Regions from separate parts of the Homo sapiens genome. Here region 1 is linked to region 2. A link is a contact called in ENCODE Hi-C data. All regions are on one chromosome and are shown on one strand. The core of a region is the stretch at or near the end of the contact, and the rest is flanking DNA. Distances in the headings are between cores, read along the strand shown. Region 1 overlaps COLEC12 (collectin subfamily member 12). Region 2 overlaps COLEC12 (collectin subfamily member 12).

The links. Hi-C counts contacts between places; a loop is a spot of excess contacts on that map. Pooled maps may share reads with other maps.
Region 1: a loop to region 2 is called in a map of heart left ventricle, with 3 times the contacts of the local background. The contact joins two enhancer-like sites. A Hi-C loop is called at or near these places in 7 of 168 maps with a recorded cell type or tissue (CD14-positive monocyte, Right ventricle myocardium inferior, cardiac septum and 2 more) and 11 of 50 pooled maps.

The regions. Positions count from the first base shown.
Region 1 is chr18:456,047-458,746 of GRCh38, reverse strand. The region is part of intron 2 of COLEC12 (collectin subfamily member 12); the gene reads left to right. Among named protein-coding and RNA genes, the nearest start is that of COLEC12, 43 kb to the left of the region's middle. Within about 2 kb of position 1,411, at least 19 of the 41 ENCODE cell types and tissues checked have a DNase peak (open chromatin) inside an H3K27ac peak, as active enhancers do; they include sigmoid colon, where a contact is called at or near this core.
Region 2 is chr18:332,166-334,915 of GRCh38, reverse strand. COLEC12 (collectin subfamily member 12) reads left to right here. Exons shown (of 10, transcript NM_130386.3): 6 at 1-174; 7 at 1,773-1,909. Among named protein-coding and RNA genes, the nearest start is that of THOC1, 65 kb to the right of the region's middle. Within about 2 kb of position 1,404, at least 9 of the 41 ENCODE cell types and tissues checked have a DNase peak (open chromatin) inside an H3K27ac peak, as active enhancers do; they include sigmoid colon, where a contact is called at or near this core.

The sequences.
Region 1 (2,700 bases), core at 162-2,661, 120 kb before region 2:
TCTTGAGGAGTGATCATATAGAGACAGAATCTGTGATCCTAAGGTCTGGAAGACGACAGTTTAGATGAAGAGGTCCAAAATAACAAGGGGCTTTTGAACAGGTGGTCTGTCCAGTAGTGGGAGAAGCTACCCCATCAGGGGGTCCTCAGCTCCTAGGTCTTGAGCTGCCACCGATTCACAGAAGCGAAGGCTGCCTTCAGAAAACGGGTCTGGACAACCAGGAACAGCAGTTTGCCAATGCCTGTGGCTAGAGGAGAGGGCCAACCTGGATCGTTCAGGTGCACTTCTCCTCTCCCCTCCTCAGCCCACCCACGTGTGTTCTCAGTTGTCTGGGTAAGTCAGCAAGCTCAGCTGGGGAAAAGACAGTTGCTCTGAATTACCAGAGATCTGTGTCTGTTCAAACACAGGATTAAATTCAGTAGCAGTTAAAATGATCCTTTTGCTTTCTTAACATGAGAAGCAAAAATATGTCCTTAGTGAGATGCTCCAAGGGTATGTTAGGAAATGAGTGCTAGAGTTTCCGGTCCCTGATGAGGTCCTCTGTGAGCATTCTTAAAAATACTCATGGAAAACAGTAAAAGAACTGCAAATGGGACAAAATCAGATCACAAGTGAGCTGAACGTTTTTCTCTTTTTCCAACTTTTGGACTTGAGGTTTATCTAACATTAGAGTCCTCCTCTTGCCTGAACTTTTCTGGCAGGGTATGGCCAGTCCCTTTGCCACAAAGAAAATGCAGTGCTTCTGGCGAACCACATCTTTGTGCAGTCATAGACATGTTTATGTAACTCAGAAGAACTTATATAAATTTCCAATTCTGCAAACTTACTGTAACTGTTGGAAAACTACCTATATCCTGCCAGTAAGATACGCCGTCTCCTCAATCGTAAGCACTAAACAGTCAAGGATCCAGCTTTTGTTGGCAGTCACTTTGAAAAATGCGCAATGAAGGAGGCTTGTTTTCATTCTACTCCGCTTGGTATAGAGTGCTGCAAAGAGCAAAAAGTCGGAAACAGCTGAGACATTTTGCAACTCTTGGGACTAGGAAGCCCTTCATGGAAGAGTCTAGTGAGCTTCATTTACACCTCATTTTAAGTAAATAAACACCAGGCTTTGTGGGCATCCATTTCGCAACTGCTCATCAAACTCCACCAAAAGATCGTTTACAGATTTTAACAGTTGTGTCCTCTTTTCGCAGAGATGGGGGAAGCTCTAATCAACATGATTTGGGTCCACTTTTGGGATATGTGTGCTTTGCTTCAATACTGTACTTGCCTTCATCAGCTCCAGCATGTGACATGGACATTCTTCAAGGCAGGGTTAAAAACATCTGCAGCCTAGAAATCAGCAGAGCTCCCCAGGGAGGGTGTTAAATCCAGAGTGTGCTGATCTGTTTCCTGTCTTTGTTATGATTTCTTCACTGTAACTGAATCTCCTTCGGCGCTGCAGTGCCTGGGTACTCTGTGCAGCTGTGTCAGCAGGCCGAGGACTGTTGGCTTAGGGGGCTCCGTTCCCATTTACACGGCTCGCGTCCATAATCCCAGTCAGGCCTGTTCGTTCACAGGGTAAGCTGCTCCTTGTCAGCAGATCGGCAGGCCTCACTGTGCAGCCATGCTGTTACATGTAATCTAATTAAGATTAATTAAGAGGAAGAGCAGTTACCTGGCTGCACTGATCCTTGCCAAGAGAAAACCCTCGGGAATGTGAACAAACCACCATCCTAACAAAATGCCGTGAAAATGCTGCGGAAAAGCAGTAAAATACTGTCTTTAAGACCTGCGAGCCGAGAAGTGGGAGGGCTGGCACTTCACCAAGGAGACAGAGTACGGGGCTCAGGGTCCTCAGGTATATAGGCATTCCTGCCTGGCTCTTCCTTACCACCCGGATTTTGTTTTTGCTTTCTGGGTAGAGCTCTGATGTTGCCAAACAGCCTGTGCTCCTCGTGAACAATCTCTCCAGACTCAAAATAGCGAGCAGCCAAGGGGCTGCCACTGCTTGCGGTCCACAGCTCAGTCAGCGGGCTGCTCTTTGTTGGAGAAGAAAATACGCCTTCTGGAAATCTTACAGGTTACATCGTTTATTCTCAAAACACAACATCAGCTGCCAGTGGGTTTCCAGTAAGCTGCAAGAGCATTTAACCCAAATGGGTTTGTGACCTTCCTAAGCGGAGGTGTGGGAAGGCTCTAGTGAAGTGTGGTGAACAGATCGTCGGTAACGCAGAAGTCATCCTGCTGTTCCGGCACTGGAGGCAGAGCCCGGCCAACTGAGTATTTCTCCAGAGGATGTTTCTGGGCGGCCTTTCCCTCCTTGTGTAAAGCGTCTCATCTGTGTGGGCCTGGTTTATGAGTACAAGTTGCTCACGGCACATGATTGGCCCTAACTCCCCAGTGCTTTCTGGCACTCTTAAACCAGCGAGGGGTTTGTGTTTTGTATGAAGGTTGTGGAACTAGAGACAGCATAGCACCAAGAACTATTTTTGGTCTTCATTGAGAACTCAGACTGGGCATAGTAGCTACAGTGTGCCTGTTGGGTTTTAATGCTGTCATGCCTACCTCTGTGAGACAGGATAAAGGTGGAAGTCAAATGTTTTTCTCCATTCTTTGCCTAAGATCAATTCAGAAAAGTAGTAAAATGCTCCATAGAAGGTACTGCAAGACCCTCTTAAACCAGCCAGCCTCCCACCACGTGCTTTGTCCTACCAC
Region 2 (2,750 bases), core at 155-2,654:
GACTTCAGGGCACCGTTGGGGAGCCTGGGGTGCCTGGACCTCGGGGACTGCCAGGCTTGCCTGGGGTACCAGGCATGCCAGGCCCCAAGGGCCCCCCCGGCCCTCCTGGCCCATCAGGAGCGGTGGTGCCCCTGGCCCTGCAGAATGAGCCAACCCCAGCACCGGAGGACAATGGTAAGTCCAAGCCCTCCCTCCAGCCAGGGGGACAGGGCAGTGCATGTGCTTGAGACTGAGCCAACCCCCAGTGTGTGGCCCCACCCATGTTATTTTTGTTTTTGTTTTTGTTTTGAGACAGGGTCTCACTCTGTTGCCCAGGCTGGAGTGCAGTGGCGTGATCTCGGCTCACTGCAACCTCCACATCCCGGGTTCAAGTGATTCTCCTGCCTTAGCCTCCCAGGTAGCTGGGACTACAAGCGTGTGCCCCCACAGCCAGCTAATTTTTGTATTTTTAGTAGAGAGGGGGTTTCACCGTGTTGGCCAGGCTGGTCTCAAACTCCTGGCCTCAAGTGATCCACCTACCTTAGTCTCCCAAAGTGCTGGGATTACAGGTGTGAGCCACCACGTCTTGTCCCCCGCTGCATATTATTTAACAGCAAAGGCATCATAGGGGCTGGCACAGGAGCCCTGCTGCCAGAACAGGCCTCCATACCAGGCATGTGTTTCTCTCTAAACGCCATTGGGTTCTCTAGTGCTCATTTGTTTTATGTATTATGTGTGTATGTATGGGACAGGGTCTCACTCTGTCACCCAGGCTGGAATGACGAAGTGAAGTAGTGCAAACATAGCTCACTGCAGCTTTGACCTCCTGGGCTTAGGTGATCTTCCCACTCAGACTCCTGCGTAGCTGGGACCACAGGGGTATGCCACCACACCTGGCTAATTTTTTATTTTCCTTTTTGTAGAGACAGGGTCTTGCTATGTTGCCCAGGCTGGTCTTGAACTCCTGGCCTCAAGCAACCCTCCTGCCTCAGTCTTGCAAAGTGCTGGGATTCCAGGTGGGAGCCACTGCACCTGGCTCTTGCACTTGTTTATTTATAGGAGCCAGCCCTCAGAAGACAAACACAATGCAAAACATTTCCTTCAGGGAAGCCTGCTGGCCGCCCTGAGCGCTCTTCCCTCGTTTTACATCCTCACTCTGGAGATAGATGGGCTCCCTCGGTTAGCTCCATCAACATGTGGATGGAACCCTCTGCTATTGATGACTACATTTAATTTCTTTTTGAGAAAGGTGTTAGATGTTACGGTGCCTTCTAGTCTTTTGATAATTAAACCTTTGGCAAAACTCGAATGTTTGGTTAGCAACCAAGCCTATTTTTCTCTCCTTTGACCCAACCGCTATTCTACTTGATTTTGGTCGGTGAGGCCCGGGTTATTTTTGTTGATCCGTGAGCCCAGTTTTGGTGCTGGGTTCTCACATCCAAGTGTTCCTGGGTTCCGTATGATTCCAGACTGACGCTGAACATCTGTGCCTGCCCTGCTTCTTGTTGTTGCTTCTGTTATTTCTGTCATTGTGAAGACGGATCCAGACACAGAAGAACAAAGACCCAGTCAAAGATCTTTTCCAGATTATGTGGTTTTGGCTTGTGCTCTGCAGTCCACTTTGGGTCATGCTTGCTGCGAGCACGTCCGTGAACGTCAGCTGTGGGCCTCGTGCAGGGACGCTCAGGCTGCTCCCAGCGGGACCACAGTTTTGGCCTCTGAAACACAGCTGAAGAAAGGCAGAGTGCTTTCTGTGATCTTTTAATCAATGTTTTCCACTTTTGCATTCCTAGGCTGCCCGCCTCACTGGAAGAACTTCACAGACAAATGCTACTATTTTTCAGTTGAGAAAGAAATTTTTGAGGATGCAAAGCTTTTCTGTGAAGACAAGTCTTCACATCTTGTTTTCATAAACACTAGAGAGGAACAGGTATGCCTGCCACATACTTGGTTGGGGAAAACTATAATTTAAGGATAGTTTACATCTGGAAATTGCAGGCTTGTTGGGGATTCAGAGATATCACGAATTCCTAGTCACGTAAACATGGGAGGCAACATTACAGAGATTTGGGTTTCATCCAGTGGCTAGAAGCATTCGTGGCATTGGAATTGTATCTTCATGATTCTTCCTGGAAGATATTGCCTATCAAGCCTGGAGATGTGTGGCTCCTTCTGGTGGCTGTTGAAATAATTATAATGCAGAGAAGCTTGAGGGCTGCCACCAGGCACCTGTGGGGACAGAGAGAGGCATGAACACTGTAGGGATGGAGTGGGGTGCAAGGGACCACGCATGGCTCCAGAGGAGTCAGGAAGAGCGAAGAAGGCTGAGGAGGCAGAGCCCACGCATGCTAATGCTAGTGTCCACTCATTAGACCCTCTATATGCCAGGCACCGTGAGAGGCATTTGCTCCCTTGAACCTCACAGCAACCCTAGAACATAGGTATTATTATTACCCTCATTTGACGGCTAGGAAAACTGAGGCCCGGCAAGGTTTATGCAGACTGAGACCAAAACTGCAGCCCATCTAGCAACAATGCAGCGCTTTCTTTGATACCACACCAATTCCAGTGGCCTCCTCCCTTCTCCCTAAGTTATCTCCAGCAGACACAATCCTGTAAACAGATGTTTCCTGTAGTAACTGACTGGAATGAGCACACGGCAGACAGTGACCAAGCACCTGGGCTTTAGAATACACAGACCAGGGCCCAAGCCCAGCTCAGCTACTTCTCATGTTTGTTCAGTGGGTTGTTATAAAAGCTTGGAGACACAC